Linked DNA regions of Homo sapiens: all the other regions are linked to region 3. A link is a contact called in ENCODE Hi-C or POLR2A ChIA-PET data. All regions are on one chromosome and are shown on one strand. The core of a region is the stretch at or near the end of the contact, and the rest is flanking DNA. Distances in the headings are between cores, read along the strand shown. Region 1 overlaps DIP2C (disco interacting protein 2 homolog C). Region 2 overlaps DIP2C (disco interacting protein 2 homolog C). Region 3 overlaps DIP2C (disco interacting protein 2 homolog C).

Evidence for each region. Hi-C counts contacts between places; a loop is a spot of excess contacts on that map. ChIA-PET counts read pairs that join two places held with the same protein, here RNA polymerase II (POLR2A). Pooled maps may share reads with other maps.
Region 1: a loop to region 3 is called in a map of naive thymus-derived CD4-positive, alpha-beta T cell, with 3 times the contacts of the local background. The contact joins two enhancer-like sites. A Hi-C loop is called at or near these places in 2 of 168 maps with a recorded cell type or tissue (CD4-positive, alpha-beta memory T cell and naive thymus-derived CD4-positive, alpha-beta T cell) and 3 of 50 pooled maps. POLR2A ChIA-PET finds 5 or more read pairs at or near these places in 3 of 52 experiments (PC-3, PC-9 and activated CD4-positive, alpha-beta T cell).
Region 2: a loop to region 3 is called in a map of posterior cingulate gyrus, with 2.2 times the contacts of the local background. The contact joins two enhancer-like sites. A Hi-C loop is called at or near these places in 2 of 168 maps with a recorded cell type or tissue (dorsolateral prefrontal cortex and posterior cingulate gyrus) and 1 of 50 pooled maps. POLR2A ChIA-PET finds 5 or more read pairs at or near these places in 2 of 52 experiments (activated CD4-positive, alpha-beta T cell and activated CD8-positive, alpha-beta memory T cell).

Annotation. Positions count from the first base shown.
Region 1 is chr10:469,136-471,835 of GRCh38, forward strand. The region is part of intron 3 of DIP2C (disco interacting protein 2 homolog C); the gene reads right to left. Among named protein-coding and RNA genes, the nearest start is that of DIP2C-AS2, 160 kb to the right of the region's middle. RefSeq lists an enhancer at 1,273-1,788. Within about 2 kb of position 1,301, at least 3 of the 41 ENCODE cell types and tissues checked have a DNase peak (open chromatin) inside an H3K27ac peak, as active enhancers do.
Region 2 is chr10:489,797-492,496 of GRCh38, forward strand. All of the region lies in intron 1 of DIP2C (disco interacting protein 2 homolog C), which reads right to left. Among named protein-coding and RNA genes, the nearest start is that of DIP2C-AS2, 140 kb to the right of the region's middle. RefSeq lists an enhancer at 1,407-1,934. Within about 2 kb of position 1,360, at least 12 of the 41 ENCODE cell types and tissues checked have a DNase peak (open chromatin) inside an H3K27ac peak, as active enhancers do; they include dorsolateral prefrontal cortex, where a contact is called at or near this core.
Region 3 is chr10:393,611-396,310 of GRCh38, forward strand. The region is part of intron 10 of DIP2C (disco interacting protein 2 homolog C); the gene reads right to left. Among named protein-coding and RNA genes, the nearest start is that of DIP2C-AS2, 230 kb to the right of the region's middle. Within about 2 kb of position 1,346, at least 11 of the 41 ENCODE cell types and tissues checked have a DNase peak (open chromatin) inside an H3K27ac peak, as active enhancers do; they include dorsolateral prefrontal cortex, where a contact is called at or near this core.

The DNA of each region.
Region 1 (2,700 bases), core at 51-2,550, 75 kb after region 3:
GCATAAGCTGGACATCTCGGAGTCACTCTGGGTGCAGAATCGGAGACTATCCTCTGTGCAGGTGCATAACTAGGACATCAAGGTCACCCTGATTTCCTCTCATGTTCCTCCATATTAACCCAACCTTCAGGTCCTATTGCTATTATCTTTTGAGCATTTCTCAAATCTCACTGGTACTGATTTTTTTTTTTTTTTTTTTGAGACACAGTCTCACTCTGTCGCCGAGGCTGGAGTGCAGTGGTATGATCTCAGGTCACGGCAACCTCCACCTCCCGGGTTCAAGAGATTCTCCCACCTCAGCCTCTGGAATAGCTGGGATTACAGGCATGCACCACCATGCCTGGCTAATTTTTGTATTTTTCATAGAGATGGGGTTTCGCCATGTTGGCCACACTGGTCTTGAACTCCTGAACTCAAGTGATCTGCCCGCCTCGGCCTCCCAAAGTGCTGGGACTACAGGCATGAGCCACAGCACCCAGCCCTGACAGATATCTCTTAAGTACACATCAGTTTCAGGCATTCAGGGTTGTTTGGACTCCCCCACTTTCAGCCCATGCTCCATGCTGCTGCTAAAGTGATCTTCAAACCCTGACTGGCCCCCACTGTCCCTTCACCTAAAATATTCTAGTGGATCCCATCATCTTCAGGATCAAGTCCAAATTCCCGAGCGTGATGCACAAGATGCTATAACCCAGCCGCTCCTACCTAACTTCTTGCCGTTCCCCAAATGTGTCACACTCCCTCATCTTCCTTCAAAATATAGAAGCCAGGCAGTATTTCAGGTGCTTGGCCTACACGAATGAACAGAACAGAGATCCTGGCCTGTGTGGACCTCGTATTCTTATGGAAGAAAGTGAGAGGTGGGGAGGTGGATGGTGGAAGAATGGCTGAGTAGTGGGGTAAATGGATGAAATGTTTGATAGATGGACGGATGGTGGACGTAAATGGATGCTTGATAGGTAAGTAGATGATTGGCGAATATGTAGACAGATGCAGAGAGGTTGATAAATGGATGGATGATTGACAGGTAGGTAAATAACGAATACACAGACATGCAGATAGACAGAGTATCATGTGGTTATAATGGCGATGGAGACATGAGTCAGGATGGGGAACGGGAGAGATTGTGTGTGAAGAGGCGCCATATTTCACAATTTTACAAAAACAGGAGAAATGAACCGTGCTTCTCACGTTGGGTCTAGCTTCCCCTCCAGAGCAGAGCCTGCAGACTCTGAGCTGAAGTGTCGGTCTCCTCCACCCATCCTGCCACTCTCAGCCACCCCCTCTGCCATGTGCCTCTCTCTTCCACACCTTCCTGCCTTTGAAGAGGTGAGGTAAGGTGCACGGATGAACAGAAAACGCACCCCAAGCCAAGAGATAACCATCTCCTACTACACCCACCTCTCTCAGGCTTTTATCAAGAGAGAAGACCGTGAGACAACCACAACCCGCCATGCTTATCTCGTGGAGTAGCTGGGATTGTGAAGATGGCATGATCCGAAGGTAAACACAGGGTTTATCAACACCCCTGCAGCATCGTGGAGAGAGAGAGAATGTAGGAAACACGCAGTGGCGACTGACGCGGATCTCCTGTGTGGTAAGATGGCCGGCCAAAGATGGGCTTGCATCCTCCTGCGAGGAGCGACCCCGTGTGATCGTCAGCCATTGGACAGCCTCCCTGAACTTCAGTTTCCTCATCTATAAAATGGAAGATAGACCCCCACTGGCCTCTGTGAGAACTGAAGCCATGTGAACTCAGCCTGCGTGCATGTCTGGGTGTGTTGTGTGTTCACAGACAGGGTGTCTGCATGGCAGCACTGACACACAGTGAGGGAAGCGTTGGTCACAGGCTGACAGTACGCAGGTGCCTCCACACTCCTGAACTCGACAGGGGCCTCCGAGACACCCACATGAGTAAGAGAAGGTCTCAATATGTGTCGGGGCTTAAGACAGGTGTGAAACAACAGAGGGTGGATTTGGGAACAAATTCTCCTTCATTCCATCCGCACACATTTTCCTGGGTCACAGCCTCCTTGGAGAAGGCAGCAGGGGCGCCCAGGAGGTGGCACCAGCTTTTCATTCAGGCTCTCAGGTGTGTCCTCTTTTGCATGGGTGACACTCTCTGAGGCCATAAAATCTCCTCTCCAGAAAGAGGAGCAGAGCCAGGAGGCCAGGCAGACGGCAACTGAGGATGCAGAAGCAGCTAATCACATGAGCCTGCATGGACAGAGAGATTCATTACAGCACGACTGACACTCACAGGCTTCCTCGACCACCAGGTGAGTTCCGAGACTCACAGGCTTTCCTCGAACACCAGGTGAGTTCCGTCATCCCTTAGCCTCACTTTTTTCTTCTGACACAGAAGACAACAGTCACGACTTCACCTGCTTATCATGAAAGCTCCATGTGAGAACAATGTGAGGATGCCAGTGAAGGGCATTTGCAAAACAAAGGGATTCACGAATCGGGTCCATCACCAGCGATCGCCCCTACCCTCACCGGTGCCCTGGGAACTACAAAAGAATTCACAGGTAATTTTCTTTTAAAGAAGCAACTTTAACCTACATGTTGGAAAAACTCTCTCAGAATAATTCAAACATTAATCACAGCCTGAGTTTTTGTTGTTGTTGTTTTTGAGATGGAGTTTTGCTCTGTTGCCCAGGCTGGAGTGCAGTGGCGTGATCTCGGCTCACTGCAACC
Region 2 (2,700 bases), core at 110-2,609, 96 kb after region 3:
GGTGGCTCTGACGGTGCCCGGGGCTTCCTCCACCTTCACACTAGGGACACGGTGGCTCTGACAGTGCCCGGGGCTTCCTCCATTTCACACCAGGGACATGGTGGCTCTGACGGTGCCTGGTCCTTCCTCCATTTCACACCAGGGACACGGTGGCTCTGACAGTGCCCGAGCCTTCCTCCATTTCACACCAGGGACACGGTGGCTCTGACGGTGCCTGGGGCTTCCTCCACCTTCACACTAGGGACACGGTGGCTCTGACAGTGCCCGGGGCTTCCTCCATTTCACACCAGGGACATGGTGGCTCTGACGGTGCCTGGTCCTTCCTCCATTTCACACCAGGGACACGGTGGCTCTGACAGTGCCCGAGCCTTCCTCCATTTCACACCAGGGACACGGTGGCTCTGACGGTGCCTGGGGCTTCCTCCATTTCACATTGGTTCAGGCTGAATGATCAATTAATTCCTGCCTCTCTTCTCTCCCTCTCACCTTGCGTCCATCAGGGCATGTGGTCATCAGCATGCAGCTACGTAAACTAAAGGCGCAAATGCTCCGAAAGAGGGCACATCCTTCCCCACGTTTCTAAGCTGGGGCCATCACGTGTCTGTTATCCCGCTAGGCGTATCCACTGCTCACAGCCTGCTTGTTCATATTTCCCCAAACCTGGAAGCGATGGGAACGTCATCCAAGGCTATTTCGAAAGTCAACTCCCGTCTCCGGGGAGGCCCTCCGGGAGGCTGGGTCTAAGGCACACCCTCAAGGCTGCTGTCAGAGAATGTGAACCACAGGAGCCCCTGCCAGAGCGCTTTCCACGTAAAATTCCAAACAGCATATTTTCCTGCTTCCACATCAAGGTACCCATTTATTTAATTTCCTTTTCACTTTATGACAGAAAAGTAAATGCAGTAATTGTAACCTCAGTGAGAAAAATAAGTGATCTCTTTAGAAACATTTTCTACTTCATTAAAAAAACGCCACTTATGTTATTCTCAGAGACTTTCCGTAAGAATTAAAATTTCAGAAGCAGAAATTAAAATCACAAAGAGGAGAGATTTACACACAAGTCCTACTTTGGAAGTGAAAACCCCAGTGAGGCAAAGTCACCAGCAGAAGGTCGAATGAGACTGAGGGATGATGCTTCTTTCCCTCCCTGAAGGGAACAATTCTTTTTCTCACTTATGTTGCAATCCAGAGTTTCAGGGCAAAACCCAATCTTACAAAAGCAGGGAAAGGTCTGCCTGGCAAACGCAGGGTTAAGATGACAGAACAGACAGACACCCGGCCCTTGTGGCTTCCTCTCGGCCTCAGGCACGCACCAGCCAATCTGGCCCAACTGGAACCAGTGCAGAGCCAGTGCTGTGAACGTCAGGCTCAAGACACGGACACTTGGGAGCCGCGTGACCCTAGGGGATGAAAGAAACGGGCCACAGAGCTGCTTCCACAGCGTGGCTCAGCTCCAAGCACACAGACCCACTCGGCAGTGGCGGTTTCCATGTGCAGTGTCAGGAGACTATTTAATGCTGGAATTAATAGTTTATATAACAAAGCAATCGTTTCCATGTTGGGAATTCTACGGCTGTCAGGAGCCCTGGTGCTGCTGCTCTGAGCCTATTGCTTTATAAGGAGCCAGGAGGCCCCGGAAGGCAAGGCCGCAGCCTCGTTTTTAAATCTCCGATAGGCTTCTTCGTTCTCCAGCAGGCGCTGCAGACCGGTGACAGCTCCTGTGTGTACCCCTCGCCTGCACTGGGGACAGGGGCAGGAGGACCTGGGATGTCCTCTCACCCCAGCAAGCTGAGCACAGCAGGGTCCCCCATGGGCCAGCTAACTAGTGTGGGTCGCATTTTTCTCATGGATAAAATATTGGAGATAGCACCTATCTACTTGCTGCCGCAGATGGAGAGATCAAACACACAGGATGTGAAGGTCTCAAAGCACTAAGGACACAAGAAAATCTTTAAAAAAAGTTCAACAAGCATTCATTCAGTATCTATTTCACATTCAATTCATGAGAGACGTCCAAGTTGATGGGAGGACTCATGAACACAGACCTGCTGTGCACCCTGCAGGGCCACAGGTATCGCCCCGTCAGGGGAGGGAGGCAAAGAAGATGGACCACAGAAAACCAGGGGCTAGGAAGAAGCTCAGAATCCTGACCCCAGAAAACAGGGGCTAGGAGGAATCTCAAAATCCCGACCCCAGAAAACAGGGGCAAGAGGAATCTCAAAATCCCGACCCCAGAAAACAGGGGCTAAGAGGAATCTCAAAATCCTGACCCCTGAGAACCCAGTTGTTGCTCTGCTCTGATGTCAACCACCATCTAGGGACCCCAGACGCCGCGGGCCCCCGTGTCGGAGACACTCCAGCTCTGGGGCTGAGGCTCCTTGCCCCAGGCATACCCCAGACAGCAGACAGAAGGGTCGCTGCAAGAATGCAAACGTGGTGAGCCTCTCTCCCCAAACTGCGTTGGAGGCTTCTCCCTGCTGTTTGGGCTGTGACCAAACTCCCCACAGGGCCTCCAAGTCCTTCCCAACCTGGCCCTGCCGCCTTGGCCACCCGTGCTCTGCCATGGCTCCACCTGCACCTGCTGTGCCCATCACCCCCTCATTCTCACAAGCCCCTGCCACATTTCCAGTGCAAGCATCGGCAGCTTAAATTCCATAAAGATCTTTTAAATAAGGTGCCAGGGTAAACATAAAGCCTGCA
Region 3 (2,700 bases), core at 96-2,595:
TCTACTAAAAATATAAAGATTAGCCAGGTGCCATGGTACGCGCCTGTAATCCCAGCTACTCAGGAGGCTGAGGCAGGAGAATAGCTTGAACCCGGGAAGCGGAGGTTGCAGTGAGCAGAGATTGCGTCACTGCACTCCAGCCTGGGTGACAGAGCGAGACTCCGTCTCAAAAAAAAAAAAAAAAAAGAAAAAAAAAGAAAAAGAAAAAGGAAAAGGAAAAAAAAAAAAAACAACCCACAAGGAGACATCACCTCACATTTCTTGCACTGGTTACAACGTGTTTATCAAAAAGAGGAAAAATACCCGTTGATGAGGATGCAGAGAAAAGAAAACCCTTGCACGCTATTGGTGGGAATGCAAATTAGCACAGCCATTATGGAAAATGGTATGGAGATTTCTCAAAAACCTAAATATAGAACTACCATATGATCCAGCAATCTTGCTACTGGGTATTGGGCCAAAGGAACTGAAATTGATCAGGAATCCAGATTATCGGCATCCCTACATTCACTGGAGTGTTATCCACAAGGGTCAAGAAGACAAATCAACCACAGTGCCCAAAGACCCACGAATGGATGCAGAGCAGGCAGAGCCGGCACACTGGGCGCTATTCAGCCTTCAGCGAGGAGGGAAGCCGGGCCTGTGCTGAACCGGAAGGACATTACGTCACACAGTGGGCGCTATTCAGCCTTCAGGGAGGAGGGAAGCCTGCTCTGTGCTGAACTGGAAGGACATTATGGCACACAGTGGGTGCTATTCAGCCTTCAGCGAGGAGGGAACCCTGCCGTGTGCTGAACCAGGAGGACATTACATCACACAGTGGGTGCTATTCAGCCTTCAGCGAGGAGGGAAGTCTGCCGTGTGCTGAACCGGAAGGACATTATGCCACACAGTGGGCGCTATTCAGCCTTCAGGGAGGAGGGAAGCCTGCTCTGTGCTGAACCAAAGGACATTACGTCACATAGTGGGCGCTATTCAGCCTTCAGACAGGAGGGAAGGTGACCGTATGCTGAACAGGAAGGACATTATGCCACACAGTGGGCGCTATTCAGCCTTCAGGGAGGAGGGAAGCCTGCCACATGCTGAACCGGAAGGACGCTAGGCCACACAGTGGGCGCTATTCAGCCTTCAGGGAGGAGGGAAGCCTGCCACATGCTGAACAGGAAGGACGCTAGGCCACACAGTGGGCGCTATTCAGCCTTCAGGGAGGAGGGAAGCCTGCTCTGTGCTGAACCGAAGGACATTACCTCACACAGTGGGCGCTATTCAGCCTTCAGACAGGAGGGAAGGTGACCGTATGCTGAACAGGAAGGACACTGTGCCACACAGTGGGCACTATTCAGCCGTCAGTGAGGAGGGAAGCCTGCCGTATGCTGAACCAGGACATTAGGCTGCCGGAAATAAGCCAGGCACAGAAAGACCAAGGCTACATGAGCTCATTTACACGTGGCATTTAGCAGTGAATAGAATGGTGACCACGAGGGCTGGGGGGGAGGGAGGAGTTGGGGGGAGGGAGGAGTTGGGGGAGGGAGGAGATGGGGGGGAGGGAGGACATGGGGAGATGTTGGTCAGAAGAGACAAAGCCTCAGATTGGAGGAAGAGGTTTTGAGATCTATTGCAGAGCAGGGTAACTATAATAAATGAAAATGTAATCTACATTTCAAAATAACCAAGAGTATATTCCAAATGTCTTACCATAAAAAATGAGAGGTAAGCAAGGTGACAGATATGTTAATCAGTTTGATAAACATTCCACGTCGTATGCATATATCAGAACATCACACTCTACCCCATAAATGTATATAATTATAACTTGTCAGTTAAAATAATATTTAAAAAGTAAAATCAAGTCACGGTGTCTTTAGACCTGAGAGGCTCGGCCTCAGGGGAGGGTCTCTGTACTTCACCTGTGAAATCACTTGTGGCTTCCCTAGCATTCTATCCCATGACCACTGGTTGGCACAGTAAAGGTTTCTAAATGCCTTGTTAAGGTCTGTGCGTTCTCCACAGCTTTCTGCAAAGCCTGAGGCATCTGTAGGCAAAGTCACCTCAGGGTTATATTGGCACAGAGAGGGCAAGACAGGAATGTCAGCCCTTTCTTCTGAGAGGGGTTTTGGTGCTTGGTGATAAAACCATAGCCACAGAGGGCCCCTCCCTATGTCCTGGAGGTGAGGGACAGGCAGGGGATCTTTCCTGTCCCCGTGTCCTCATCACATGCACAGGTTACAGTCACTGACACGTAAGTCCCCAGGGACCTCCCAGCGTGAGAAGTCCTGGCCTCCTGAAATGTCCCCACACTGTTCTCCTGCTATGCTCCCTGCCCTCGGACCACAGAGAGTCCCCCCGAGATGCCCCTCATCCCCATGTGGACCCTGCCCTGTGCACAGTGAACGTGCAGCCTCTACTCGGGTACAAGGGGCTCTCAGCTGAGGGGGACTGTTGGGTCCTCCTGTGGGAGAGGAAAACTGTCCTCTTCCTCCATCATCACTGCCACAGCTTCCCAGCCACGTGGCCTTGGAAAGATTTCTGATTTGTTCAAAACGTACGGTTTATGTCTCTACTACCATTCAAAGGTACTTAATTCATTATTTCAAAGCATCTTAAATGTGTTACAGTGAAACGTTTCATGGCTGAAATAAATGCCACCTTGGTATTTGGAGCTATGCCTAGGATTTGAGATAATAGGATGGCATTTCTGCC